Linked DNA regions of Homo sapiens: regions 1 and 3 are each linked to region 2. Evidence: chromatin loops called from intact Hi-C (ENCODE). Cell type or tissue: mammary epithelial cell. All regions are shown on one strand. Links, peaks and the distances in the headings refer to the core of each region. The heading gives the core; the rest is flanking DNA. Region 1 has its middle 48 kb from the start of MUC22. Region 2 holds the start of MUC21 (mucin 21, cell surface associated). Region 3 overlaps MUC22 (mucin 22).

Region 1 (10,915 bases), core at 1,064-9,063, 76 kb after region 2:
GAAAGAAAGAAAGAAAGAAAGAAAGAAAGAAAGAAAGAAAGGAAGGAAGGAAGGAAGGAAAAGAGAAAATATTTAATACATTCAAATAATACTAGTAGTTAACATAGTCAGTTACATGTGGTAAACTAGCCATTCATTAAATTGATTTTCAGGAAATCAGCTGCCTTCTAAGAGAGGAACAATTCCCGGCCCACCTGCAATTTCACACTCCTCTTTTAGTTAGAAGGACACTGGGAAAGAGAGAGGCCCCACAAATGGTGAGAGACATCTCTGAATGAAGATGGGAACCAACAATGATCTTCTAAAGAGTGGGCAAGGCAGGGATAAGGGTCAGAGAAGGAGGAAAAGATGTGGGTATTCTCATTCAGGCCTGACCTCACCACAAGTGGACTAATTTTGTGCAGTGATATGGCTTGGCTCTGTCCCCACAGAAATCTCAACTTGAATTGTAGCTCCCACAATTCCCCTCATGCTGTGGGGAGTTTTTCTCTTTTCGCCAATCATCTTTCTCTTGCTATTCTCATGACTGTGAATAAGTCTCATGAGATTTGATGGGTTTATCAGGGGTTTCCGCTTTTGCTTCTTTCTCATTTTCTCTTGCCGCCACTGTGTAAGAAGTGCCTTTTGTCTCCCTCCGTGATTCTGAGGCCTCCCCAGCCATGTGGAACTGTAAGTCCAATTAAACTTCTTTTTCTTCCCAGTCTTGGGTATGTCTTTATCAGCAGCGTGAAAACAGACTAATACATGCAGTAATTGAGAAAGCTCACTGGGGTGAGGGCACTCGAGCAGGGGGAGCAAGGAGAGAGATCCGTGGGCTGGAGAGAAGCCAAGGAAGAGGATTTGGGTGGATGATTGAGCAAAGAGTGAGGTTTTAAGAGACAGAGAGATTGGGTGTTTTAGCCCCCTCATGAGTGTTCCTCTCCTTCTGTTGGAGGACCTTCTCTTGGTCCTTACCAAATGTCCTCTACCCTCTGACACCCAGCTCTCCTCCTGCCAAGCATCATCCCCCAGGCAGGCCTGGCCTATGCCCTCCTTGGTCATCCTGACTTTACTGTGGCCACCTGTGGGAAGGAAGGCCGAGGCCCTCCCTGAGCACTGAAACACCGGGTGGAGGATGGTTTTCAACTAGGCTCCACATCAGAAAGCAGTGCACTCACGCTGACAGGCTTGATCCCCTGTGGCTGCTCGACTCTGGGCTCTGGTCCAAAGCTGAGAGCCCCCCTTCCCCTCATGACAGCCTCTTCTGCCCTGCCCGGCCACTCCTTTGAGTGACAGGGGGTAATTGAGAAGCTGCTCCTCCCTCCAGGAAGGAAGACCCGGAGCTCTGGCTTCCCTCGGCAAAGCACATATAAACCCACAGCCACTGCGGGTGGAAGGAGAAGGGCAGGGTGGAAAAAGTTTGAGAGAAGGAGGGAGGAAAAGGTGTCCTGGCTAGCACCATGTGGATTCTCTTGAGATGAGAAGAAAATGCCCCGCTACGTCCCCCTTCTGCTGCTCCTGCTTCTCCTGAGGTGTTCAGAACGGGGTGGAGGAGTTAATTTTGGTGAGAAGGATGCAAAAGTCCCCGGGACCTGGAGAGATGGAGTCAGGGTCCCTGGAGAAGGAGCCTCTTGGGACTCAGACAGGGCCAGTCCCGAGCGAAGGTACGGAATAGGTGAGTGAACCTTGGGAACTCCGGACCCTGTTATCTACCCTCAATCACCTGCCACAGGGAAGCAGGGACCCCAGCGTCTTTCTCATATCCCCTTTTAAGGAAATGCTCTGCTTTTGATTTTGTGCATTTTATTTAAGTTTCTTTGTTTCAACTTTCCTGGAGAAATGAAAAATTTGGCACTCCTCTAATCCCAGCGCTTTGGGAGGATGAGAAGGAGTGGGATCCCTTGAGCCCAGGAGTTTGAGACAAGCCTGGGCGACATAGTGAGACACCATCTCTACAAAAACCAAAAAAATCAGCCAGGCGTGGTAGCCCATGCCTGTAGTCTAATCTACTCGGGAGGCTGAGGTGGGAGGATCACTTGAGGCCAGGAGGCCAAGGCTGCATTGAGCCATGATTGTGCTACTGAACTCTAGCCTGAATCACAGAACAAGACCCTGTGTCAAAAGAGAGAAAGAAAAAGAGAAAGAAAAGAAAGAAACGGTCAGGTGCAGTGGCTCATGCCTGTAATCTTAGCACTTTGGGAGGCTGAGGCGGGTGGGTCATCTGAGGTCAGGTGTTTGAGACCAGCCTGGCCAGCATGGTGAAACCCAGTCTCTAGTAAAAATACAAAAATTAGCTGGGTCTGGTGGCGCACGCCTGTAATCCCAAATACTTGAGAAGCTGAGGCAGGAGAATCGCTTGAACCTGGGAGGTGGAGGTTGCAGTGAGTGGAGATCGCGCTATTGCATTCCAGCCTGGATGACAGAGGGAGACTCCGTCTCAAAGAAAAAAAAAAAAAAGAGAGAGAGAGAGGGAAAGGAAGGAAGGAAGGAAGGAAGGAAGACTTGAACCCTATTAGAAAAATGTGGAGCGTCAGCAGTAGGGAGGGATGACTAGATTTGGGCAGAGTACCAAAAGTTCAAAATTTATGCCATGTAAGCTACATGTATTCCTAAGAATAAGAATACTCCCAAGTCCTGACGGCTGCCTGGGGCAGTGAGGGCTGGAGACGAAGAGGACTCATCTCTTCTTTGTACTTATACCTGACTCAGTGTTGCCCTCAGTCCAACTAGATCACACCCACACCCCTCATGACTCCTCCCCTAAGCCTGCCCCCATACCACCTTGAATCTTCCCTGCCTCCAAGCCTACCACGTTAGCCCCAGATCTGACCCAGAAGCTGTCTCATGCTTTTTTTTTCCTTTTTTGAGATGGAGCACCTGGCCAGCTGTCTCATTTTAAATCATATACCAAGCATGACCTGAGTGTAATCTCTAACATGAATCACAGCTTCTGCCTCATTGGTTTGCCAGAACCGCAGGCACAAATGGATGAGAGGAGACACCTATGAACATGGAGCCAGAATACCCCAATTGCTGAAACACCAGTTCAGAGAGGAGTGAGCTTGAGAAAGAGTCAGGTTTAGTGTCCCACGGAAAGAGACCAGACCTGGAAAAGACAGAGTCAAAGCTGGGTGAGCAGGCCTTCGAAGGGCGTGGCTCAGCAAAGATAATCCATATTGTAGTGCAAGAGGATTCTTGTGGAATATGTTTTACCAGAATTAAACCAAAAATGCCAAATGATCCCTAACTGGAATAAATCTCACCACATTACCTGGGGAGAGGTGTCATTTGGATGTGAGGATAGTTATGAAAATACTGAGCAGAGCAGATGAGGATAGGCCATCAACAATTCACATTAAATGAGATTACTTTTTAGTAGGACTAAGCCAAAGCATTTCCACTAAGCACCCAGAGACCAGCCCTAAAGACTCAAGAATAAGAGAAAATGATGTAACTGCAGATGGAAGGACCACTGAGGACCACATCACTGCAGACCCAGGGACCACCGAGGACTCTGTCACTGCAGACCCAGGGACCACTGAGGACAATGTGACTGTGGACCCAGGGACCACCGAGGGCTCTGTCACTGCAGACCCAGCGACCACCAAGGACTATGTGTCTGCAGACCCAGGGACCACCAAGGATTCTGTCACTGCAGACCCAGGGACCACTCACTGAGAACTTTGTCACTGCAGACCCAGGGACCACCAAGGACTCCATCACTGCAGACCCAAGGACCACAGAGGACTCCGTCACTGCAGACCCAGGGACCACCAAACACTCCATCACTGTAGACCCAGGGACCACTGAGGACTCTGTCACTGCAGACCCAGGGACCACCAAACACTCCATCACTGCAGACCCAGGGACCACCGAGGACTCCGTCACTGCAGACCCAGGGACCACAGAAGATGAAACCACTAAACATGGTGACACTCACCTTCTGTGAACTACTTCAGTCACAGCAGTGAAACCCACCAGGCTCCTGACACCCATGGGAATTATCCTCATATCCCTGGCTGCAACCACAGTCACTGTTGTGCTCTTTGTTGGATTGGGCTTCATTGTGGTGAGTATTTGGTCTGGGAATATTCAGGGCATCAGGGGAACGAGGCCAACTGAGGATAAGCGGTGGGCATGGAGAGCTGAGGTACAGAGGCCCAAGAAATCGTCAGGCGTGAGGAAGCCTACATAGAGAGAGCTCTGCAAAGACTCCTGGAAAGACAGAGGTGGAGAGAAAGGAAAAGAGCACCTGGCACAAAAGATGCAGAAAGCATTGGGGACAGAGGAAGCTGTGAGAGACAGGAAGGAGAGAAAGGGAAGAGAGGCTGAGAGTGAGAAACATAAGAACACAAACATGGTAAGACACAGCGGGAGTCAGGGCAAAGCATGAACCGTTAGGTACAGATGGATGTAAAAGAGGAAATTTTCCTAAGAAGACAAGGAACTGGGGACCAGAGGAGTGGATGAATTAGAAACATTCTGGGTGGTCCACTCATATCAGAAATTACATATTCTTGTGTTAATTACTACCTACTCTGAAGTTCTGAAGAAGATTTTTTTAAAACCAAAATTGAGTGGGTTTTTATGAGCCACCACTACCCTGCACCAAAGAGACAGTTTGTACCAGCTCTCAAAGAGGAGCTCTGGGTATTTTTCTGTCTCTGAGGGTCCCTGTTGTTTCTACAAGAGGAGACAAAAGAATTCCATGCCAGCCCTGCATGTTTCATCTCACCAAACTCCCAGCTGGAATCATCCCAAAAGCAGCAGCAGGGAAATTCCCACAGGGAGTGGCCCAAACCCTCCAGAGATGGGGCCAATTGGGATTCCAAAGAAAGAAGCCCAGATGTCAGGGTGATCAATTCAAAGCATTTATTAGGGGAACTTACAGAGGACTGCAGCAATCCTCCCTGCCGACAGGGAGGGAAAAGGGATGTTCTGCCTAAGCATGTCTGTAGCAAGGGGGTCAGGGTATGGAGTTTATATGAGGGTTTAGGGAATTTGACTCAGGGCTGGAGCCAGTTTCTTTCAACGTTTTGGGCAACAACCTAGATACCTTTATTAGTGCCTGGGAGTGTTCAAGGCCCTGGTTTGCGTTCAAGCCTGCTGGGGAAAACCTGCAGCTGGCTGGGTCACAGAACGGTCAAGGCAATCTGTGATTTTTGGTCAGTCTGATCAGAAAGAAAAGGAGGTGATCTGGGGGACCCCACATTGTGGCTTCCTCTCGCTAACATTTGATCTAAAACCCAAGCCTCCTGCTTCTGGCCTGCTGCTTGAGGGGGAAGGGCTGGTCCTTTTTGGCCATCCTGACCTACGGATTAAGTGCATGTCGAAATTTTAACAAGTGGCGGCTTGCAGGATTAGCCAACTCGGGCAGGTCATTAAAGCCTCGTTAATTCTTGCGGTCATTGATGCCATTGTGCACTGACCCCTGCTCCAAGATGCAAATCCACAGCTTTGGATCAGTTTGTAAGTGTGAGTAAAGCCGAAAGTAATGCATGATACAGATGAGGTGTTCACATTTAATTCTGCTAAAATGACACCATGAAACTAGAGCATTCTGAAGGATGCTGACAAGAGGAAAATGGAATGAAAGCGTCCATATGTACCTGACTCATGCATGAGTCATGTTCAGTATTCACCAGTAGAGGGAGGACCTTCTGGACTTCGCTGTTACCATAAACAATTGGATTTCTGATCATGTGGATCACCATGAAAAGTTGGACACTCTTGCTCTAGAACAAAAGATGCTTTCCTTCCTCCAAACCAGGCATTGGCCCAGAGAGGTCACTAGCATTAGCACCTTCTTAATTTCATGTAGAGACTAAAAACAAGAGATGGCTCAAAAGGCTCAGGGTGTGGGAAGTAAGAGGAAAGTCTATGCTCCCAAACTTGCTAAATTTTTGACTTTTAAACCTTTAACTCGAAAAGTTTTAAAAATAAGAACTATATTACCATTCCTCCCAAGTTTCATTTGTCAAAATGCTTTTTTCTTTAAACTTTAATGGTTTAAGTTTTTTTTAAGTTGTTTTAAAAAAAACAAAAAAGGTTTAAGTTTTTTTTGGCAGGGTGCGGTGGCTCACGCCTGTAATCCCAGCACTTTGGGAGGCCGAGGTGGGTGGATCACGAGGTCAGGACTTTAAGGCCAGCCTGGCCAATATGGTGAAACCCCATCTCTACTAAAACTACAAAAAAGTTAGCCAGCCATAGTGGTGGGCACCTGTAATCCCAGCTACTTGAGAGACTGAGGCAGAGAATTGCTTGAACCCGGGAGGCAGAGGTTGCAGTGAGCTGAGATCGTGCCATTGCACTCCAGCGTGGGCAACAGAGCGAGACTCCATCTAAAAAAAAAAAAAAACAAAAGGCTTTTTTTTCCCCCTAAATGTCGTCCACATTTTTGGCAAGTATTGATCTCTAGTAGTCAGTGTCAGGATCTGAAGAAAACAGTGACATCTAGCAGACTCCCAGAGCCAGGGAAACAGGCTGGGCAGAAGTGATAAATTACAAACCACCAGGGTTAAGAGAAGAACAGAGTGTTAAAACCAAACCATTTTCTTCCTCCCTAGAAAGAGTGTTTCCTGCCTCCATTAAATCCATCCACCAGGGTTATTTATCATCCCCATGTCATGGACTACAGTACACCATAAAGAGGACCCCAGCAGTGACTACAGTTGGTTCTAGAAAAAGGAGACCCCTCATCCGCCTCTGCAAGACTATACAGCATGATGTGTATCCTCAGGCCTCCACTCCTCCGCCCTAGTCTGGAGCCCTGGGACCACCACATGAGGAAGGCAGCTGGCCCCTGGAATAAGCATGTGGAGGACACTCAGAAGGATGCCCATCTGCTCTGAGTGTCTCCTAATTCTGCCTGACCTTGGTTACTTCCTCTGGACAATCGCCTTTACCTATCTACCAGGTTTTGAGGAATTACACACAGCTCAGGTATAAGAGATATTCGGTAAGTCTGATCAAATCAATAAAGCAAATTTTATCTGTTTTTGTCTGGGACATATCTCTACATTCATTCATTTAACCAAAAAAAAAAAAAATGTTTTTTTTGAGACGAAGTTTTGCTCTTTTGCCCCGGCTGGAGTGAAGTGGCGCGATCTCAGCTCACTGCAACCTCTGCCCCCCAGGTTCAAGTGATTCTCCTGCCTCAGCCTCCCTAGTAGCTGGGATTACAGGCGCATGCCACCACGCCTGGCTAATTTTTGTATTTATAGTAGAGACAAGGGTTTCACCATGTTGGCCAGGCTGGTCCCGAACTCTTGACCTCAGGTGATCCACCCGCCTTGGCCTCCCAAAGTGCTAGGATTACAGGCATGAGCCACCGCACCTGGCCTTAACAAAATATTTATTCAGTGCCTAGCATGAGCTCAACACTCTACGTCTCCCAGTCTGTCTATCTCAGTCTACCTGTAAGCTGAAGGATACAACTTATCTCTTAAGAGGACTATGCCCGCGTTCTCCTACCACCCAGGCCAAAGGGTCACATTTACAGGATGTAGTCAACTGGTCATTCAGCAAGTATGTATGAGCACCTGTGTGGGACTGGCCACCGTAGCAAATAAATGAGTCTCATCTTAGTCAATCGCGGTGTGAAATGAGGACACGAAGTCCAGACCTAACCTCTAAGAGAAAAGCCCTGCCTGATAGAAGAAGAGATTTGTCCTTACTTAATGCAAATGCACCATATTCATGCACCTATGAATGATGGCTAAGACCACAGACAAGGCCGGGGCATTGGATATAACAGCTCTGTGAGGAGCTCAGGACAAAAACCAAAGAATCAAAGATATGTGAAGACAGTTGATTATTGTTTGCTCACTACTGATGCCACTATGAGCAGCATCACCACCAGTGTTAAATAATGGAATTGTAGTATTATGATACAGAGTCGGAAACACGGAATAATAAATTAAAATACTAAAGTGAAAAAATTGGATTGATTAAATAAATATTAAACCAATATTTCTCAGACTTATGTGATAAACACCTTTAAAGGAAAAGATACATATATATTTTTGAGACAGAGTCTCATTCTGTTGCCCAGGTTGGAGTCCAGTGGTGCGATCTTGGCTCACTGCAACCTCCACTTCCTGGGTTCAAGCGATTCTCCTTCCTCAGCCTCCGAGTAGCTGGGATTACAGGCGTGCACCACCATGCCTGGCTAATTTTTGTATTTTTAGTAGAGATGGAGTTTCACCATGTTGCCCAGGCTGGTCTTGAACTCCTGACCTCAGGTGATCCACCCGCCTTGGCCTCCCAAAGTGCTGGGATTACAGTGTGGGCCACCGTGCCTGGCTGGAAAAGAGATTTTTTGAGAACTCGCCATGTTGGCTTAAACGTAAATATATATGAAACAGAAAATGAAGTATAAACTCCTTATGCTTATAGCTCTACTGTTCCAATAACGTTAGAAGTAACAGCAGTAGTTTAATGTAATGCATGATATTTCTTTACTGAAGAATTCTTCGCTCCAACATTAATATTGTAGTGATTGCTACAGCCTAGTTTCTCAAATCTCATTTGCCACTTGATGTTTTCCTTCTTTCATGGATCGTCTCTGTACAAGCTCTCTCAAGACCTTCAGTCTCTCAGTCAGCTGCGGGATTATTGGGCCCTTAATGCAAATGCACCGTTTAAATTTTAAGACAGTTCTCGTTCTACTCTTGTTAGGCTGTGCAATTGTAAAGACTAATCATTTCTATTAGCTTTATGTTGGTTTTATATTGGTCATCAATAGAATCCAGGAAATGCTTATATTATGGGGATTTTCAAGATTATTACCTGAAGGAAAACGTGACAGAAACAGCTCTAGTCTCCCCTTCCCTTACACTTGGAGAACCTGAGTTTTGGGGGTGATGGTAATGTGCCCAGCTGAAGAAAACCATTTCCCAAATCCCCAATTTCCCGGTCCCCCTTGCAGCCAGTGCAGTGAGGAGATACAGCTCTGGCCAATGTGATAAAGGCATAAGTTCCTGGGGATGGTGTCCCTTCCAGATGAAAAGGCCAAAGCTCATGAGGAGAAAGCCCTTTGCCCCTTCCCCTTCGTTCCTCTTCCTACCTGGAATGCAGATATGAGACCTGGGGCTCAGCAATGCTGAGGTCAGGGGGAGACCCACAGCAGGGTGAAGGCTTCAAGCTGAGAGTGGAGCAGAGGGAAGAAATCACTTGGGTGCCCGATGGCAATACTGAGCCCTGGGCTGCTCCTCTCGGACATTTCGTATATGAGATGAGCAGTGTGCCGGAGCTCAGTGAGGTGAGCTTCTTGTGATTCCAGCTAAATGGGATCCTAAATGATATGACACATAAACATCATCTAGAACATGCAGACTTCTGCGAATATCTCCATGACACATTTGGGAAGACACAGTGCTCAGGATTTTAAGAATGTGGGAGCTACACATAGTGGGGAATGGGAGAATAATAAAATGATCTCCCTCTTCTGCCCCCATGGAGGCAGCAAGTGGCCAAGGGAGAATTTTGTGATTAGAGATACTTGCATGAATATCAGTTTATTGCAGGAAAAAAGAGTGACAGAAGAGTCTCTTGGTTAATATACAGGCAGGAAAAGTCCAATGTGTTTCTATAAAATCTTCCTCCTGAAGTTCAGGCTGGGGTTTGGGGCTGGGCATTTGTCAAAGGGTATTGGCAAGCACAAGGAATTCCAGAATCTGCCTTGGTCTTCAAGGGGGCAGAACTTTTGGTCTCGGTACAAGCTAGGTTTGTGCAATAAACAAAGGAATTGCTAGAGCTACAAATTCTAGCTGAGAAGTCTGTGTGCTTGAGTTTCTGCACCTCAAGGACAACTTAGAGCAATTGAAGAGACCATGAAATCTCTGTAAATGGCATAGAAACTTTAGCATGCAAAAGCATGCATGCAAAAACGCTAGCATATCAAAAGCTTTTCTTTTCTTTCAATCAAGTTAATTTCTGGCCAGGCAGGATGACACACCTGTAATCGCAGCACTTTGGCAGACCGAGGTAGGAAGATCACTTGAGCTCAGAAGATCTACACCAGCCTGGGCAACATGGTGAGACCTTGTCTCTACTAAAAATAAAAAAAAAATTAGCCGAGTGTGGTGGCACATGCCTGTAGGCTCAGATACTTGGGAGGCTAAGGCAAGAGGCTCGCTTGAGCCCAGGAGGTGGAGGCTGCAGTGAGCCATGACTGTGCCACTGTACTCCAGCCCGGGCGACAGAGCAAGATCCTGTCTCAAAAAAAAAAGAAAAAAAGAAAGAAAGAAAGAAAAAGGCTGGGCACAGTGGCTCACGCTTGTAATCCCAACACTTTGGGAGGCTGAGGCAGGAGGATTGCTTGAGGCCTGGAGTTCAAGACCAGCCTGGGCAACATAGTGAGACCTCGTCTCTACAAAAAAATTAAAAATTAGCTGGGTATGGTAGTGTATGCCTGTAGTCCCAGCTACTTGGGAGGCTGAGGTGAGAGGATTGCTTGAGCCCAGGAGGTCGAGGCAGCAGTGAGCTGTGATCATGTCACTGCCCTCCATCTTGGGCAACAGAGAGAGACCTTGTCTCGAAGAGAAAAATAAAAGAAAGAAAATGTTAATTTCTGCTCCTGTCAGATTAGAGGGAAATTCAATCTCAGTCTTTTTGCTGCTCTCCAAAGATCCCAGAGTTGTACATAGGATTGAAGCATAAGGAACATCCTTAAAGTCAGTAGCAACTGGCCTGTACTAATTATTCCCAGGATACGCATATCCCTTTGTGGCAGCAGTTCTGCCAGAGGCACAGGGGCTTTACCCAGTCAGTCTCCTTCAACTTGCCACGTAGCTTTCTCCAGAATAAGTCCACCCCCTCAGGGTGCTACCGTGAAGGAGAGTATGGTTTTGGCATTTGAGAGCCCAGAGAGATATACATGAAGATCTGGTCTCTGGAGAGTATTGAAGGTAGAAAAGACAAGGAGAAGATGCTG
Region 2 (9,302 bases), core at 1,303-9,302:
GAGCTGCATGCCAGGAAATGTGCAGAAGTCCAAATATATGTTTCACGTATCAACTTAATACAGTTGGGAGAAAGGTTAAAAGTTAAATTACACTTAAAAATAAAAAGAACAGCCGGGCGCAGTTCTGTAACCTCAACACTTTGGGAGGCTGAGGCGGATGGATCATCTGAGGTAAGGAGTTCAAGACCAGCCTGGCCAACATGGGGAAACCCTGTCTCTACTAAAAATACAAAAATTAGTCGGGTATGGTGGCTTATGCATGTAATCCCAGCTATTCTGGAGGATGAGGCAGGAGAATTGCTTGAACCTGGGAGGCAGAGGTTGCAGTGAGCCGAGATCGTGCTACTGCACTCCAGCCTGGGTAGCAGAGAAAGACTCTGTCTCAAGAAATAAAAAAAAAATAAAAAGAACAATATTAATTGAAAAAAATAAATACTGTTCACAGATGAAAAAATTTTGAACTATAATTTACAAAAGTACACAAATATTATTTGTACAGCTTGATTAATTTCAAAATGTGTTAACACTTGTACAACCATTACCCAACTTAAAATGTAGAATATTTCTACCATCTGAGTAGTTTATTTTGTGGCCCTTCCCAGATAATACCCACTCCATCAAAGGTAAGCACTATTCTAGCTTCTATTTTATGAACTTTAAAAAAAATTTTTCATTTTAATTTTTGGATGGGGTCTCACTCTGTCACCCAGGCTGGAGTCCAGTGGTGCCGTCTTGGCTCACTGCAGCTTCTGTCTACCCAGAGATAGAGCTGGGTTCAAGTGATCCTCTCGCTTTGGCCTCCCAAAGTACTAGGATTACTGGCATGAGCCACTGTACCTGGCCTTATGAACTTTTATTTATTTTTACCTGACCTCATAGACATGCAACCTTTTTGGTTGATTTACACAATAAAAGATTCCCTACTCTTAGCTGACTCTGTTCCCAGGTACAGGATGCAAATTTACCTTGTCTTGTTTTTTTTATTTTTGTAGAGATGGGGTTTCACCATGTTGCCCAGGCTGGTCTCTGGAATGCCTGGGCTCAAGCAATCCACCTACCTCAGCCTCCAAAAGTTTTGGGATTACAGGCACGAGCCACCATGCCCAGACTTATCTTGTCTTGAAAGTTGAGCAGCATAGATCCCTACCAAGGTACAAGTATACTAATTAGGAAGACTGTTTTCTCCAATAAATAAATAAATAAGAGGAAGAGAGTCCTAAATATCATCCACACACACACACACACAGGAAGACTTGATGAGAAAATAGACAATATTGAAAAGTGAAAATTTATGAATTTTGATAATCCAAGGTTTAATGATAAGAAAGAAAAGGAGTTAACTACTAATATATATATTTTTCTCTTTTAGAAGGATCTTTCTTTACCCTGACAAATAGAGGCATTTATAACCTCCATGACAACAGCCTTGACCTTGGTTTATACCTGGACTCAGTCCTGGGCTCTGGGACATTCCACAGCCTGGGAAATGCACTCATTCATGGAGGGGGACTTGAGATGGGACACACAGGAACACATGGCTTTGGACATGGAGTGGGCCATGAGCTGAGCCACAGCCATGGAGATGGCTGTGGAGTGAATCATGGTGGGCGTTATGGACTTGGAGGAGGCTACAGCAATAATCATGAAATGCATCACAGAGAAGGTCGCCAAGGCAAAGGAGAGTATAGACATAGACTGGATAATGGAAGGTGCTATGGAAAAGAAAATCTTGGGGAAGAAGGGGGATCATGGAGGAGAAGGTAGTGACCATAAAATGGGTCAGGATGGGCTTCTCTGAGGTCTCCAAGGGATTGGCCATAGAGATGGTCATGATCAAAATCAAGAAAAGAACCAGAGAAAAGAGCACAGAGGGTTTGGCCAACGGGACAGTCAGAAAAATAGGGAGTGGTTCTGGAGGAGACCTGCAGCCTCACCAGCTTTGGGTGTGAGCTCAAGTGAAAATATCCCCTGAGCATAACCATGGTTCCAACTCTTGTGGGGAGGAGGGGTCACGATGATCAAGCTCAGAACAATTTCTCTTTGATCTCTCAACACACAAGTCAGAACTCTTTAGGCTTTGGCTTTCTATCGTTTCCTCAGGATGGAACCTGACCAGTAGGAGGAAGAATAAGATTATCACAGTTTATAATAATGGAGTGGGTAAAAAATTTCCCCTGAGAATTTGTAATTACACAACTTTCTTTATTTGGATTTGTAACTTCAAACTCTACAAACTGAGTAGATCAGAAAATCCTGTTAGACTCACTCAGTGCCCTCCAGTTCTTCATCTTTGGGAAGAGTCTCCCTCCCTACTTCTTTGCCTCTTTCAAATGCTATGTGATAAGTTAGAAGAAATTTACTGGGACAGTGCTACAAATTAAAATCTCAAAATACACCTGGCATCTATGTATTTATGTATTTATGTTTGTCTTTTTTATTTTCCCTTTGTCCTTTATTATTGCATGCTTATTAAGTGCCAAACACTATGCTAGTGCCTGTAAATACATCACCATTTATTTCTCAAAACAATCCAATGACAACTTAAACTTCTTGCTATATAATGGACTACGTGCCCTGACTGAAAATACACTGTAAAGCTAAGTTATGGACTTCAAAATCTTCTTAAAAGAGTCAGTGAATTGGCATGAAAGTATGGAATGCTAAAATTAAAGACTAAATAGGACCCAGGAGGTAAGGGAAGTACTGAAGCCAACTTTTGCAAAACCCAAAGAACTTAAGCTTCGGGTATTACAGCTTCAGCTGGATCAGCCCAAGGTCATGGGTGGGGAGGAATCACATAAATCTGTAACTTTCAGTGAGAATGTAAACTAAAAATAAACCTGCCCCTCCTCTAAGGAAATGTAAGCAAAATTGCCTGTCTCTAAATTTGGTGCAGAGGAGGGTAGAGGGAGTATCCCTTGAGAAATAAATTGTAACCACAACAACCAACAATACCTTACTTACATGGTTTGTAGCCACAAATCATGCAGTCTAGGTAATTCAAAAGACCGCAATCCTATAGTTTAGCTTAAAATAATCATCAAATTATACAGCATATATATGTATTAAAACATTAAATTGTACCCCATAAGTATATACAGTAACAATGTTAATAAAATATTTTAATTAAAAATATAATAATAAAATAATCCTCAAATGGTAATGTCTCCATATGCTTGGAAAAAACATGCAAATTCTCTGTGAAAGATCGTAGCTTAATCTGTAATTCCAGAAATTTGGGAGGCCGAGGCAGTAGGATTGCCTGAGCCCAGAAGGTCAAGGCTGCAGTGAGTTATGCTAGTGCCACTGCAGCCTTGATCTCGACAGATAACATTCCAAGAAAAATAAATTTATAGTCATGATTCTCAAATCATAAGTGAAAACAGACACCCTGAGTGAAAACCAGCAAGGAAGAAAACAAAACCAAAAAGCTAGACAGCAGTATCAGATCCTCAAAGACTTTAGGTATTGAAATTATTAAATACAGAATATAAGGTAAGTAGGTTTAAATGTACGTCCTGGCTTTATTTTTAATTTTTTTTATTTTTACTTTTTGTGGTACATAGTAGGTGTATATATTTATGGGGTACATGAGATGTTTTGATACAGGTATGCAATGTGAAATCAGCACATCGTGGAGAATGGGGTATCTATCCCCTCAAGCATTTATCCTTTGAGTTACAAAAAATCCAATTACACTCTTTATGTTATTTTAATATATACAATTAAGTTATTATTCACTATAGTTACCCTGTTGTGCTATCAAAGAGTAGGTCTTATTCATTCTTTTTAATTCATTTGTTTTTTTAAATTAATTTAATTCATTTAATTAATTCATTCATTAACCATCTCTACCTCCCCCAGTCCTCCCCACTACCTTTCCCAGCCTCTGGTAACCATTCTTCTAGACTCTATGTCCATGAGTTCAGTTGTTTTTGATTTTTAGATCCCACAAATAAATGAGAACATGCAATGTTTGTCTTTCTGTGCCGGGTTTTTCACTTAACATAATGATCTCCATGTCCAGCGATGTTGTTGCAAATGACTGGATCTCATTCTTTCTTTATGGCTGAATGATGCTCTACTATGTATATGTACCACGTTTTCTTTTCTTTTCTTTTCTTTTTTTTTTTTTTTTTTCCGAGATGGAGACTTGCTCTGTCATCCAGGCTGGAGTGCGGGCAGTGGCTCGATCTGGGTTCACTGCAACCGCTGCCTCCCAGGTTCAAGCAATTCTTCTGCCTCAGCCTCCCGAGTAGCTGGGATTACAGATGCCTGCCACCACGCCCGGCTAATTTTTGTATTTTTAGTGGAGATGGGGTTTCACCATGCTGGCCAGGCTGGTCTCGAACTCCTGACATCATGATCTGCCCACCTGTGCTTCCCAAAGTGCTGGGATTACAGGCATGACCGTGCCTGGCTCTTTTTTTTTTTTTTTTTTTGAGATGGAGTCTCACTCTGTCGCCCAGGCTGGAGTGCAATGGCACAATCTTGGCTCACTGCAACCTCCGTCTCCCAGGTTCAAGCAATTCTCCTACCTCAGCTTCTCGAGTAGCTGGGATTACAGGCGCCCGTCACCACACTGGGCTAATTTTTGTATTTTTAGTGGAGATGGGATTTTGCCATGTTGGCCAGGCTGGTCTTGAATTCCTGACCTTATGATCCACCCACTTCGGCCTCCCAAAGTGCTGGGATTATAGGTGTGAGCCACTGCGCCCGGCCTGTACCACACTTTCTTTATTCATTCATCCATTAATAGACACTTCCAAATCTTAGCTATTGCAAACAGTGCTGCAACAAACGTTGGAGTGCGGATATTTCTTTGATACACTGATTTCTTTTCTTTTGGCTACCTCCTCAGCAGTGGGGTTGCTGGATCATGTCACGGCTTTATGGTTGTCTGCTAACACCCATTCTCCACCTTTAGCAACAGATCTCTCAAGTGTCAGCTGAGCACACGTCTACCCAGCTAGAGACAGTCTTTCTCAGTTTCTCTTGCAGCTTAACATGGCTGTGTGACTGCGTTCAGGCTGAGGGTGTGTAAGCAGACAACAATAATTTTTTTTTTACAATAATCTTTCATGAAGTTAACAAACAAGAAGGAATTAAAATACTTGATGATATTAGGGTATGATTTGGGAGATGGGTAATACGAATTAAAATGTTCTGAGGTCTTTGTGTTATTTTGATAGCGAGTAAAGATATTAATTACATTAGGCTCTGATAAGTATGCGCGCTACAATTTTCAGAGTACCCTCTAAAAGGTGAAATTTGGACTTGAATCCAGGATCTCAGTTTCTAAATAATTCTGGAAGAAGAAAATTCTTAGAGTGCTATTGGCTTTTCAGCTGCAGAATACTGGCACATCAGAAGAATTGCTGGGAGTCCAGGACCCAACCTGTCACTGAGCGTTCCCGCATACCTGACCCTCTGGAACTTCCCATCACAGCCACTAGGCAGACTCACTTCTGAGCCTTTCCCAGCACACCGCTGACCCTTTCTGTTTCTCCAGCTCACTCATTCAGAGCTCCTTCATGTCTTCAGCCACCTCCTGCTTGCCAGCTTCCTTCTAACAGAACTTGCATGTCAGGAAAGCTCGTTCGCCTACAAATAAACTATCTGAGAGACTGTGTCTTCCAGGAAGCTTCTCGTCATTGTTGGGGGAAATGCAGACAACTCACTTTGGTCATTGCAATGGTTTGGATGTGGTTGTTAAACCCTGCCAAGTCTCATGTTGAAATTTGATTCCCAATGTTGGAGGTGGAGCCTGGTGGGAGGAGTTTGGGTGGTTGAAACAGATCCCTCATGAACAGCTCGGTGCCATTCTCAACCAGTGAGTTCTCACTCTTAGTTCCCACAAGAACTGGTTGTTGAAAAGATCCTGTCACCTCCTCCATTCCTTCTTTCCAGCTTCCTCTCTCTCGCTATATGATCTGTGCAAACCGGCTCCCCTTCTCCTTCGGCCACGAGTGGAAGCTTTTTGAAGCCCTCACCAGTGCAGACGTTGGTGCCATGCTTCTCATACAGCCTGCAGAACCGTGAGGCAAATAAGCCTCTTTTCTCTATGTCACCCACAGTCAGGGATTCCTTTATAGCAACACCAATGGACTATGACAGAAAATACAGACTGTATATTGGAACCCCATCAGCCTGGTCACAGATGCCATCTCAGACCTCCCCAAACCCTCTGCTCATTTGGGTCTCTTCAGTCACGCTCTTTTAGCTGACTGTTTCCCCTCTGCTGGCCATACCCAAGTGTCCAGACCAAATTCAAGCCTCCTCCAGGACTTGGACTGTTGATCTCCCTCCTCCCATCAGACTGTGTCCCGATATGGCACTGTGTCTCTCCCTAAGGTGTGTACTCTCCTGAGAGACGCTTCCTTGGAACTGATGCTAAGGCACATCAGAAGGATCTCAGGGTGGAAAGGCTCCTATACAGCCGTCTGAAAACAAAAACAAAACAGAGGGGAGCTCCTATGGTTGAGGGTCAGAAGGAGACCCTACCTTCCTTCTCCTGCTATGAGTCTGACAGGGGGCGTATTCAATACTCTCCCACACCCTCAGTTCTCATGCCCCAGAGACCCCAAACATGTTTTCATTATCTCTCTTCATTATGTCTTCTGGATCTCTCTTCCCCTGTTCCTTCAATGTGCATTGTTGAGTGCTTACTGCATACTCAGTAATACTCCATTTGTCTTCTGCCCATAACCCAGGAGCCCAGAGTCCTAGTTACTGGTCTCTTTTGCGTCACCTATTACTGTTTGCTGTAGAGATGTGAGGTCCTACTCTCTTGGCTCAGTTCATTAGGGCTTCTTTCATGCTAAAGCAGGCCCACAGGACTTCCTGACCAGAAAACAAATTCTTGAGCTGCAACAGGTTTCTAACCCGATCCCTGCTTCAAAGGGTGGGTCCCTTCCACTCTGACAACCATGATCTCCTCATCCCATTCTACTTCCTGCTGCAACCCAGCCAAGCACCCTGCCTAGTGTGGTCATGTCATTCTCCTTTCTCACCTTCCTCTTGACCCCTGCTCTATTCCGTCCCAGGCTTGGTATCGTTCTCTCACCTGCCTGTAGTTGGCAGACTGTCAGGTCAACTGCCCCACCCCTCCTCAGACCATATGAAGCTATAAAGGCCCCTGCAGCTCTTTCACAACAGAGAAAGAGGCAACTACATTGCCTGGAGGAAGCCTAAGGAACCCAGGCATCCAGCTGCCCACGCCTGAGTCCAAGATTCTTCCCAGGAACACAAACGTAGGAGACCCACGCTCCTGGAAGCACCAGCCTTTATCTCTTCACCTTCAAGTCCCCTTTCTCAAGAATCCTCTGTTCTTTGCCCTCTAAAGTCTTGGTACATCTAGGACCCAGGCATCTTGCTTTCCAGCCACAAAGAGACAGATGAAGATGCAGAAAGGAAATGTTCTCCTTATGTTTGGTCTACTATTGCATTTAGAAGCTGGTGAGTGATTTTATTTAAAATCGGGTGGTCTGAGAACCTTTGAGGAGTTGGGAGAGAAATGTGACCACTACTGGGGCCAGCTCTGCTTCTCTTCCATAGAGTGAGGATCATCATTTTACTCGAATCACTTCAGCCTAACAAGGTATGTCATGCAGGAAGCAGTCAGACACAGTGGTTAAAATTGGGCTCTGGTCTCACATTGCCTACATTTGAATTATGGCTCCATCTATTAACTGTGTACTTTAGGTCAGTTGCTTCTCTGCGCCTCGATTTCTGCATCTGTAAAATGGTAACAACCTGTGTAATATGGTTGGGGTTTTAAATATTAAGAACAAGAAGAGTCGGCTGCTTTTAAAATGTCACTCTTCTGGCGGGGTGCGGTGGCTCATGCCTTTAATCCCAGCACTTTGGGAGGGTGAGGCAGGCAGGTCATTGAGGTCAGAAGTTCAAGACCAGCCTAGCTAACGTGGCAAAACCCTGTCTCTACTAAAAATACAAAAATTAGCTGAGTGTGTTGGCTTGTCCCTGTACTCCCAGCTACTCAGGAGGCTGAGGCAGGAAAATCGCTTGAACCCGGGAGGCGGAGGTTGCAGTGAGCCAAGATGGTGCCACTGCACTCCAGCCTGGGTGACGGAGTGAGACTCTGTCTCAAAAAAATAAAATAATAAAATAAGGCCAGGCTCAGTGGCTCACGCCTGTAATCTCAGCACTTTGGGAGGCCAAGGCGGGTGGATGTCTTGAGGCCAGGAGTTTCAGACCAGCCTGGCCAACATGGTGAAACTCCATCTCTACTAAAAGTACAAAAATTAGCCTGGCGGGGTGGCTTATGCCTGTAATCCTAGCTACTCAGGAGGCTGAGGCAGGAGAATCGCTTGAACGTGGGAGGCGGATGTTGCAGTGAGCTGAGATTGCTCCACTATACTCCAGCCTGGGCGGCAGAGCAAGACTCCGTCTCAAAAACAAATAAATAAATAAGCAATAAAATAAAATAAAATAAAATAAAATAAAATAAAATAAAATACCACTCTTCTATATTCTACAAACTCAATTTCTCTCCTACCCCTACACCTAATTCCTCGTCAGCTTCCCACGTACAGGCTGGGGAGGTTGAATGTCTTCATCCTTCTGGGAAATCAAGGGCAAAAATTTGACATAACCTTAACTCCAGCCAAGCCTCCAAGAAGTTAAAAGCCTTCCCTCTACCTTTAGACGTTGGTTTACAGCCCTTATTCCTGGGAGCTCTTATGTATTTGAGCTACATATAACTCGTTCTTCTCTAGCCTTGGCCATAGTGATCAAGGGCCCCTGGAACTTGAATGCATATAGTCACCTGGCTTCTTGTTGTACATGCAGACTCCTGGGCCCCATCTCAAATTCTAATTCATTTAGTCTGGAATGATTTGCTTAAGAATATTTTCAACATGCTCCCTTAAGTAATTCTGAAATAAGTGTGTTCTGAATATTATTCTGAGAAATATTTTCCAAGAAGGAAGCAATACTACTTAAGAAAAAAATTGATCAGTATATACTAGTTTCACCTAGTCCTATAATTCTTTTATAATACTTTATATCTGTATTGTATCTTGCATAGCAGAATGTGGAAAAAGGTTAGCTACCAGTGAAACTAGATGATGTAACTCTGGCATTGTGGGTGGGTGGTTGACTTAGCTTAGTCTCCACAAGTGCAGATTTAGTAGCCTGGGTTCAGTTTCCTGTTCCACCACTCACTAGCTGTGTAAACTTGGGCCAGTGTCAACTTTTTTTTATTTTTTATTTTTGAGACGGAGTTTTGCTCTTGGCACCCAGGCTGGAGTGCAATGGCTCGATCTCGACTCACCGCAACC
Region 3 (10,915 bases), core at 1,131-9,130, 56 kb after region 2:
CACAGGATCCACCCGTGAGCCAACCAGCAGCACCTTCCAGGAAACAGGCCCGGTGTCCATGGGCACAAACACAGTTAGCATGAGCCACACACCCACAAACGTGATCAAACCAAGTGGATATTTACAGCCCTGGGCTATCATCCTCATTTCCCTGGCTGCAGTTGTGGCTGCTGTTGGATTGTCAGTAGGACTGAGTTTTTGTCTGGTGAGTACCCAGGGTGGGTTCATAGGGGAGCCTGGCAAGAAGGCAGGGGGGAATCATGTCAGCAGTGCTTTGGAAAAATCCAGAATGAGAAAGGGGAGTAAGTTGGTGCGCTCAGAAGGAAAGAATCACCTAGCCTGATATAAGGACCAGAGAGAATGCTTAAGTCAGAGAAAGTGAGAAGCAAAGTAGAAAAAGAGGAGGGAAAAGATGGAGTTGGGGCCAAAGTGAAGGGAAATACTGACAGAACAAGGGAAATACTGAGAGAGAACAAGGAGGACATAAACATAAAGAAAGCAAGAAGCAGCTGGGCGCAGTGGCTCACCCCTGTAATTCCAGCACTTTGGAAGGCCAAGGAGGGCGGATCACTTGAGTCCAGGCATTTGAGACCAGCCTGGCCAACATGGTGAAACTTGTCTTTACTAAAAATACAAAAATTAGTCGAGAGTGGTAGCATGGACCTGTAGTCCCAGCTACTTTGGAGGCTGAGGCACGAGAATTGCTTGAACCTGGGAGATGGAGGTTGCAGTGAGCAGAGATCGTGCCACTGCACTCCAGCCTGAGTGACAGAGCAAGATCCTGTCTCGAAAGGAAGGAAGAAAGAAAAGAAAGGTAGGAAGGAAGGAAGGAGAGAGAGAGAGAAAAAGAGAAAGAATGAGGAAGAAAGGAAGAAAGCAAGAAAGAGAAAGAAAGGAAGAAAGAAAGAAAGAAACTGAGAGAGAAAGAGAAAGAAAAAAGAAAGAAGGAAAGAAAGAGAGAGAGAAATAGAGAAAAGAAAGAAGCATAAAAATGTTCAGCCATCCAAAATGCGGGCTTCCGATTGTCTCATGTATGACAAATTTCTGGTCCTCACAGCAATTCCTTGTGTGGCCTGTGACTGTTACTCTCTGACCTCCCACTCCATCTCTGCTCTCTGGTCTTGATTGTTCTTTGAATACATATTTTTCTTACATCGATTTCACATTTATTGATGTTCTTCCTGTTTTCTTGTGATCCTGCGGGTAAGTTACCATTTGAGGAGTGAAGCAGAGTATAAATCAGTGGTGTGCTGGAGCTGGCTCATCCTGGCCCACAAGAGATTGTGCAGTTCTTCCCAATTCTGAGCTGAGTGATGTGACACTGGTAGCTTAAAATATGCTGGGTTGGAAATACTTACACCACAGCAATTGTCAAACACTACAAATCAGCACTTTTCCCTCGGAGAGCCTGTTATTAAGTGTTGGACAGCATACCACTGGTAAAAATGGACAAAATGAAAAATACGGAAGTCACAAAAGATTTGGATAATATAGTCAATTTGCTGAGGTTCTTTGTTTTAGAATTCTCAGCCTCTCTCCGTATGTGGACTACATAATAAATACCAGCATCTAAGAATTACTCCCTAAATTACTTTATTATTTCATTTGCAAGATCAAGAGAGAATAACGAAAGTGAACATTGAGTTTTTACTGCCTGCTAGGCTCAAGGCTGAATGTTTAAAATGCATAATGTTATTTAATCTGGCCTACAATCCCGTGGCCATATTATATTCATCTTACAAGTAAGGGATCTGGAGCTTCATGATCTTAGCTATTTGCCCCAGCACATGTAGTGAGTGGCAGATATAAGACTCTAACTCAGGTTAGTTGGATTCTGGAGTTCATGCCTATAATCTCAAGGCTCTGTGTAGACAGCTTTCTAGAGCTCTCAATTCCACGTACCTGTTCTGAGCTTTCTTAGCTGACTAACAAAGAGAAAGACTGTCTGTAAAGTGAGTCTCTGTGCCTTTCACATAGGGGTATGGATTTACCTTTGTCTTGGAAGTCCAAAAACACATAACCTTATGATCTGCAGAGCTAGGGCCTGAGTACGCACATAAAGATGATATGTTAATAAGGTAACAAGGAAGCTTATTTTGTCAGACGGAGAAAGAGTAAAAGAACAAGGAAAAAGAGAGACAGAGACAGAGATCATAGTAAGGATGGTGGTAAAGAGAAGAGAACATGGGCAGTTTGGAAAAGTGAAAATCTGACATTGGTGAAACAGGCATGTATGGTGATTAGGGAGAGGAGACTTAATTTTCATTTATCAATGTATTTATTTTTTTCTTTTAGAGAAACCTTTTCTTCCCCCTGAGATATTGTGGTATTTATTACCCCCATGGCCACAGCCACAGCCTTGGTCTGGACCTGAACTTGGGCCTGGGCTCTGGGACATTCCACAGCCTGGGAAATGCACTGGTTCATGGAGGAGAACTTGAAATGGGACATGGAGGAACACACGGCTTTGGATATGGAGTGGGCCATGGACTGAGCCACATCCATGGAGATGGCTACGGAGTGAATCATGGCGGGCATTATGGACATGGAGGAGGCCACTGAGGACACCATGGAGTGGATCACAGAGGGAGCCACCAAGGAGGCCACGGCAGGACAAGATGGCTGTGGCCATAGATTGGGTATCAAAACATATTATGGGTGGGAGGGGGTCATGGAGGAGAAAAAAATAATGATCATGAAATAATTAAAATGGAGCATAGGAAGCTTCCCAGGATGTGATCCATGGAGATGGACATGGACTAGGTCAAGAAAAGAACCAGCAAAAGGACCTCAGAGACTTTGACTGGCTTGGAGGGGACTTCAAGTCAAAGCTTCTGTGAGTTTTTCCTGAGTCTCAGCCTCTGTTGTGGGGAGTCACGACAACCACCCTCAGGACATCTTCTCTCCCATTTCCCGCCACATCAGGGTCAACGTTTCTCATCCCTGTGTTTCCTCATGGTGCTATAAATATTACCAAGACATGTCTAAGAAACAAAAGCACATAATGAATGTATTATCAGGGCCACACACGTATTCGTTTTCCTGTTTGTTCTTTCAGGTTTTGTTTTTTTTTTTTTTTTTTGAGTGCTTATTATGTACCAATCACTATCCCAGGAGCCTTTAAATACGTCATCATTTGGCTGGGTGTGGTGGCTCACGCCTGTAATCCCAGCACTTTGGGAGGCCAATGCGGGTGGATCACTTGAGGTCAGGAGTTCGAGACCAGCCTGGCCAACATGGTGAAACCCCGTCTCTACTAAATAAATACAAAAATCAGCCAGGCGTGGTGGCGAGTGCCTATAATCCCAGCTACTCGGGATGCTGAGGCAGGAGAATCGGTTGAATCTGGGAGGTGGAGGTTGCAGTGAGGCGAGATTGTGCCACTGCACTCCAGCCTGGGCGACAGAGGAAGACTCTGTCTCAAAAAAAAAAAAAAGGTCATCATTTAATCCTCAGAAAATATCTTGGTGACCTTGAGGTAGGCAAAGATACTTAGATACTTAAGCAAGACACAAAAAGCACTAGCTATTAAAAGAAAGTGTGATGATTTGGACTTCATTAAAGCCTAGTATCAGCATATACCTTTAAGAGGTATATTCTTAACTATAAAAGGAAAGTCAAAGATGGGAGAAGATATTGCAACACATATAGCTAACAAACGACTCATATCCAGAATGCAGAAAGAGCTACAATAAGAAAAAGATGATGCAATTTTAAATTGGGCAAAATATTTGATAAATAGTTAGCAAAAGAGGATATCAAAACAGCCGGTGAACATTTGAAAAGGTACCCAATATCACTGCTTATCAGAAGTGGAATGTAAAACCGCAATGAGATACCACTACATACACACACTGTAATGACTAGCATTTGAAAGACTGCCAGTACCAAGTATTGGAAAGGACATTGAACAACTGGAACTCTCACACATTGTTAGTGGGAGTGTAAATTGATACAATTATCTTGGGAAAATGTTTGGCAATGCTAAAATTAAACACATACCCTATGACTCGGTACTTCCACTCCTGAGAGTAAATATCCAGCAGAAATGAATACCTGTGTCCACCAAAAGACATGTACCATGCCAGCTTCATTCATACCACTGCAGGGTGGAAATTTAACCCCAAAGTCCACTAACATTAGAACAGGTAAGTAAATTGTGACATATTCATGCAGTGGAATGCTACCCAGTAGTGAAAAAAAAAACCTATGAAATCACACAATAACATTAATGAATCTCATAGTCAGTGTTGAGTAAAAGAAGTCAAAACAAAAGTGTACCTACTGTATAATTCCATTCACATGCAGTTCAAGGCCATGTGACATTAACCTGTTGTAATAAAGGTCAGAGTTGAGGATGCCTTGGGGGAAAAGGCTGACCGGGAGAAGGCATGAGAAAGCCTTCTTGCAGGGGCAGACAGGGGAAGCTGAGAATGTTCTGTGTATGATCTGGGTGGTGATTACAAGGGTGTATAGATATGTAAAACTTCATTAAAATGTGCACATGAGATCTGTGCACTTTATGGTATGTAAGTTATGTCTCAATTTGAAAAATGAAAAAGATATTCTGAGGCTATTTTCTCAGCATATTATGATTTCCTTGGTCAGAGAATGTGGTTGGAGACACATGACGATAAATGAGGCATTTGGTAAGCCCAAAGACAGTGGTGCTGCAGGAAGCATTGTGTGCAAGGGAGGCAAGCAGCTATTTTCAATGAGGACAAATCACCTCTCTCTTTAGGTTGAAATAGGTCTGATATAATTAATCTGCCATTCTCTCTGGAGAATGGTGCCACATAACGGGGCCAACACTGATCTCTGCTGTTAGCAGTTGAGGCACTCAGCCATGGATTATCTGTCCAGCTTGGCCTTGGTGAGGGGAAGGCCAGCTCACTGAGCCTTGCATACGCTTCATCCCTGCCAGCCTGTCTGCTTTGTCCATGTCCCTGCTGAGCGAGCACTAGAGCAGCTGGAAAAAGAGATTGGCTGACGTCTGCAGAATGGATCGCTTGGTCAACCTCATCATGGAAGATTTCCTCTGTAGTGAACGCCCATTGGTGAACAGTCACATGGGATGCACATACTCTCACCATCTGTGCCCTTCCCAAGAGACTCGTCCACCTTCCTCTTTCCCAGACTTCCTTGTCATCAATTCACCATGTCTTTCCTCACCCTGAGTTATCTAGCCAAACTGTTAGCCACTGCCTATTGATCAGGGTTAACTGTAACTGGTCATCTCTTTGCCCAGGCAAAGTAAACAAAGCAGATGCATTCTTTACAATTCGGATCACTGGGAGAATTTTCCTTCCCCACTGTCCTGCAGGGCTGCCGTGAGTGGGGTGGTAATGCTGCAGCAGCCTGCTCTCTGTGGTGTTAGAATAGCATGCAGAACCACCCACACACCAGAGGAAACCAAATCTTTCCTTTCTCAGTCAACTAGACATAGGAAACCCTTCATGTGACTGTGATTATGGAGAGAGAGGTTAGGAATGTAGCTGGAGATGCCACTGGAGTTACAGCTGCCTACTCATGCCTCTTACTTGTGCCTTGAGGAACTAACTCAGCCAAATTCGCAGGCACCACTTCCATTCAAGGAGGTGAGCACTGCTAAGTATGCCCAGTCTAGTGTGGTGGTGCAGACAACACCCAGTTCATAAAGGGCAGCTCATGTTTCATGAACCCTCGCATGCTGAGGACCCAAGATTAAGTCAGATGCTAGGATGTGGAAGAGGGCTTGCTTTTGCTCCAAAACTCTGGGGACCTGTGCCGTGGCTCTTCTACTAGCTACCCAGTGTCTCCACACAGCTTTCTGATGTACCACAGACATTTTAGGCAACATTGGATCTAGTCAGCAATGTCTCAAGCAGCCTTATGGCCTTGCTTTGGTTCCCACTTGAAAGTGGGGAAATATGCGCAGACGGAGCCTAGAGATGAACTTTGAGTAAGATGTTATTTATGTTCTTTTTTTTTTGAGATGGAGTCTTGCTCTGTCGCCCAGGCTGGAATAGTGGCACGATCTTGGCTCACTGCAACCTCCGCCTCCCGCCTCCCGGGTTCAAGCGATTCTCCTGTCTCAACCTCTCGAGTAGGTGGAACTACAGGCGCCTGCCACCATGCCTGGCTAATTTTCGTATCTTTAGTAGAGCCAGGTTTTTACCTTGTTGGTCAGGCTGGTCTCAAACTTCTGACCTCAAGTAATCCACCTGCCTTGGCCCCACAAAGTGCTAGGATTGCCGGCATGAACCACTGTGCCCGGCCACGTCATTTATGTTCTAAGCCCCATAAGCTCCACCCTGACTTGTAGATCGCAATGATGTCTTGTATGTTACCCTAAAGGTTTGGGTGTTTTCATTTCCCCATTGCACTGTCACGATGATAAATGGCTGAGATTCCTTTTGAAAGCTAGGAGGAAGATTCGCGGCACATCCTGGTGGTGGTGGTGGATCTTGCTGCCTTCCCTTCATTTCTAGGTCTGTGAACAGGTTCGGGCCTGGGAATTAGGTGAGAGTCTGTGGCAACTCAAGTCAGCTCTCTGTTCAACCACCTGGATATTTTCACTTATATAGATCAAGTAAGATTTTAGTGGTTAATTGATTAATGATTAATTAGCCATAGCCAAAGAGCCCTGATTACAGCTCTGGTCGTGATGCCCACATCGATAATCATGCCTGTCTTGTCTCTGGAGGGAAAGCCCTACCACCTACCTACTGTTTCCTGAAGATTCCACCATGCCCACTGAAATCAGGAAGCTCATTTCAATGGTCAGATCATCCACCATTGCATTTAGCAAAGAGCTGCTACAGAGCTTTTCAACGATGCTGGTCCTCTCCCTTCTAATGCCTTGATGAAGACAGTTTCAATGGAACCTTCTGGGAGGACGTAATGAAAGAGTGAGTGAGCAAGTTGCACATATTAAATCCATTCCAACATAACTCTCTTCCTAAGTCTTTTGATTTTTTTCTTCCGCTTATACTAATGAAATACTGGGATCTCAACTTTATTTAGTGTAGGCCACCACTAAGTCCACATTTCAAGCAACCGAGAGAACTATTAGTGCAACTCACACCTACTTGAGCTAATGTTTTGAATCTAGAACATGTGATAAGTTCACCCATGTATTTGTTTTCTATCAGTGATAACTTACTACAAATGCAGCAGCTTAAACCAACACCCATTTATCAGACCACAGTTCTATGAGGCGGGTCTGGGGCCAGCATGACTGACTCCTTTGCTCAGTCTCACAGGTTAAAATGAAGGTGTTAGTTGAGCTGCATCCTCATCTGGAGGCTGGCATCTCTTTCAAGCTCACGTGGTTGTGGCAGAGTCCAGTTCCTTGTGTTTAGAGTTGAGGCCCCTGTTTCCTTGCTCACTGTCATCTATGGTTGTTTTCAGCCCCTAGATCTGACTCAACGCATGGAGCTGGAGGCCACGAGGGGCATTGTAATAGGGCCTGTGGTAGGCAGAATAACAGCCCCTCAAAAACATCCACGTTTCAATTCCCAGAACCTGGAAATATGTTACTTTATATGGCAAAAGGGACTCTGCATGCATGATCGCATTAAGGATCTTGTAATGGGGAGATTATCCTGGATTATCTGTATGGGCCCAATGTGATCACAAAGGTCCTTATAAGAGGGAGATGAGAGGCCGGGCGCAGTGACTCACACCTGTAATCTCAGCACTTAGGGAGGCTGAGGAGGGTAGATCACGAGGTCAGGAGTTCGAGACCAGCCTGGTCAAGATGATGAAACCCTGTCTCTACTAAAAATACAAAATGTAGCCGGGTGTAGTGGTGGGTGCCTGTAATCCCAGCCTCTCAGGGGGCTGAGGCAGGAGAATGGCTTGAACCCAGGAGGTGGAGGTTGCAGTGAGCCAAGATTGCACCACTGCACTCTAGCCTGGGCAACAGGGCAAGACTCAATCTCAAAAAAAAAAAAAAAAAGAGGGAGACAGGAGTCAGAGTCAGAGAGATTTGAAGATGCTGCGATGCAAGCTTTGAAGATGGAAGAAGGGGCCACAAACCAAGGAGTGCTGGAAGCCTCTAGCGGTGGAAAAGGTGAGTAAACAGATTCTTCTCTAGAGCCTCCAGAAGGACCACAGACCAGCTGACACCTTGACTTTAGCCCAGTAAAACCTATTTTAAACTTCCGATCTCCAGAACTGCAAGATAATATATTTGTGCTATCTTCAGCCTGAATTTGTGGTAATTTGTCACGCAGCAATAAGAAACTAATACAGGGCCTGAGGAAAATCTGTGTCCCCTTGCCAAGGGAGTGCTGTGAGGGCGTCACTATAGGGTCTTCAGGCAAGAGAAAGTGACTTCCTCACAGAGGGGAGGAGGGGCTACTTCTGCTGGCAAGGAAAGCTCTGCGGGATTTGGAGGTTCAAAGTTTTTCAGACTCATCAAAATCTACCCAGGTGTCTCCACTCCAATTCTGGGCTTCCGTTAACAAATATTCCAAATGTCACACACGAGACTGGCAAAGATATAAATGCAAGTTGAATATAATTCTCCAATCTGCAGAATCAAACTGTGGGTCTGGTTTTTTCATACATAGTCCCTGTGGCTTTGAGAGATAAGCATGTCTTTTAGAATATTCAGAGAAAGCTCTGTGTTCGCTGGCAATGCCTTGACTGAGGATGCAGCAGAGGGGTCATTTTTTTCCTGTAATCTCCCAGTGCAGCCACCCACAGTCCCGGCAGTCAACACTCCCAGCTTCACGATCTGTCACAGCGACCACCTGGGCTCCCGGCCCTTCCCTTCAACAATTGCTTTATTCCAGGCACCACCACAGGTGATAACTTAAGTCACTTTTTCTATCTTTTGCTGTGTAATACAAAGACTTCATTTTATACTAGCATGAGGTCGCCCCTGCCCTCAAGCCTAATGGGTCAGGGAACCAATCCCAGATTGCCACCTTTGAACGTCAATTTTCTGAAACCTCTTGTTATACCAAATACTGTAACAGTCAGAGTTCACTTATGAAAACAGAAACCACTTTGGATATTTCAAGCATAAAAGGATTTAGTACAAGAAGTAGATGTTTATAAAACCACTCGAAAAGGTGGTGTGCCGCCCATTGCTTCCCATTCTATACACAGTGATTCACGCTGGTCACACGCAGTCAGCTCTGGCGGGTGCATTTGCACCACGAGAAGTGAGTTGTTAAACATTTACCAGCACACACGCTGCAGGGGACCTAAGGAGAGTGATGGCACTGGAAAGAGGAATGCTCCTGCTTCTAATCCTCCTTGATAGAGGCGCTCCCCTTTTGTTTTTGAAGAATTTATAGAAGCTTTTCCACCGGGGAGCTTCAGCTAGGTCTTCTCATCAGTGCTGTGTGCCAGACAAGCCAGATGATCAAGGAAGTACCTACACTTTGGACACTGTCAGTTTGCCTGGGGACTGAGAGCTTACAGTCCAAGCTTGCTTCAACTCTGGCTGAGGCCAACAGAGAGAGCCCAAAGACAACTGAAGGAGCGGCAGAAAACAAATATGGGAACGGGGTAATTGGCTTCCAGTTCCTTCATTCGCAGGTCATGAAAAAAACCTGGGGCTAGACTCCATGAGAGTTTTTTTGTTTTCTGTTTTGTTTGTTTGTCTGTTTGTTTGTTTGAGACTGAGTCTCGCTCTGTCACCCAGGCTGGAGTGCAGTGGCGCGATCTCGGCTCACTACAAGCTCCGCTTCCCAGGTTCACGCCATTCTCCTGCCTCAGCCTCCCGAGTAGCTGGGACTACAGGCGCCCGCCACCACGCCCTGCTAATTGTTTTGTATTTTTCGTAGAGACAGGGTTTCACTGTGTTAGCCAGGATGGTCTCGATCTCCTGACCTTGTGATCCACCCGCCTCAGCCTCCCAAAGTGCTGGGATTACAGGCGCGAGCCACCGTGCCCGGCCTGTTTTCTGTTTTTTTGAGACAGGGTCTTGCTCTGTTGCCCAGGCCCTTGAACTATTCCACTTCCCACTCCTCCCCAGGCCCTTCCTAATGGGACTAAGTCATCCTCCACCCTCACCTACCTTCTGGCTGCTGTACCCTCCTCTCTAAGCTTGGGGATTCTGCCACTGCTCACAGCTGGAAGAACAACAGCCTACATGTCCAGGCCTTGCCCAGTCCAGATGATGCTTTAAAGGCCTTCTTCTTCTTCCTTTTTTTTTTTTTTTTTTTTTGAGATGGAGTCTCACTCTGTTGCCCAGGCTGGAGTGCAATGGCGTGGTCTCAGCTCACTGCAACCTCTGCCTCCTGGGCTCAAGCGATTCTCCCGCCTCAGCCTCCCAAGCAACTGGGACTACAGGCATGTGCCACCACACCAAGCTAATTTTTGTATTTTTAGTAGTGATGGCGTTTCACTATGTTGGCCAGGCTGGTCTCGAACTACTGACCTCGTAATCTGCCTATCTTGGCCTCCCAAAGTTCTGGGATTACAGGCATGAGCCACTGTACCCGCCCTAAAGGCCTTCTTTGAAAGAGAAAAAGAAGAGGTGGCATTCTGTGAAGGAACATCAAGGACCAGACATCCAGCTTCCCCTGCAGCCCAGGTCCCCCTAGCGGTGCTTCTCTTCAGATTGAGGACCTATTCTTTGGAGTTCCGAATTCCTAGTAGTCCAGCCCTCAGATCTCCACCTTGAGACTCCACCCTCAAGATTCTCATTTTCTGCCTTTCCCTTCTAAGGCTTAATCCCATCGGGACTAAGGGAGGAGCCTTCCCTTCCAGCCTCACACAGGCAGACTATCTCAAAAGAAAGAGAAAGCAATTTTCCCTTGCATGCTGGCTGTTTCACTTCCTTCTACTTTTAGGAAATGGTGAGTGATTTTGTTTAAAAGAGAATAATCTTGGAGTTTGAGTAGAGTTTGGGGAAAGTGTTGACAACTTCTGGGACACACACTCTGTCCTTGTTGCCCCCATTCTCTTCAAG

Evidence for each region. Hi-C counts contacts between places; a loop is a spot of excess contacts. Peaks named below come from ENCODE experiments on the same cell type or tissue, not always from the same donor. Only the 100,000 strongest peaks of a DNase experiment are listed, where the experiment ranks them.
Region 1: it touches region 2 in a loop (2.7-fold over the local background); 3 of 110 quality-filtered maps call a loop at or near these places.
Region 3: it touches region 2 in a loop (2.5-fold over the local background); 2 of 110 quality-filtered maps call a loop at or near these places.

The regions. Positions count from the first base shown.
Region 1 is chr6:31,052,863-31,063,777 of GRCh38, forward strand. It overlaps the pseudogene HCG22. Among named protein-coding and RNA genes, the nearest start is that of MUC22, 48 kb to the left of the region's middle. RefSeq lists an enhancer at 679-1,179. In mammary epithelial cell, for the core only: a CTCF peak has its summit at 5,608 (motif pointing right); DNase peaks (open chromatin) are centred at 2,779, 4,779 and 5,499; H3K27ac peaks cover 2,479 bases.
Region 2 is chr6:30,976,562-30,985,863 of GRCh38, forward strand. It overlaps MUC21 (mucin 21, cell surface associated), which reads left to right and starts at 7,157. Exons shown (of 3, transcript NM_001010909.5): 1 at 7,157-7,458. The coding sequence starts at 7,398. In mammary epithelial cell, for the core only: a CTCF peak has its summit at 5,461; a DNase peak (open chromatin) is centred at 5,750; H3K4me3 peaks cover 201 bases.
Region 3 is chr6:31,032,377-31,043,291 of GRCh38, forward strand. MUC22 (mucin 22) reads left to right here. Exons shown (of 4, transcript NM_001395414.1): 3 at 1-205; 4 at 2,296-3,026. The coding sequence ends at 2,562. Among named protein-coding and RNA genes, the nearest start is that of MUC22, 27 kb to the left of the region's middle. RefSeq lists a silencer at 5,396-5,690. In mammary epithelial cell, for the core only: no CTCF peak of the experiment used is centred there; a DNase peak (open chromatin) is centred at 5,535.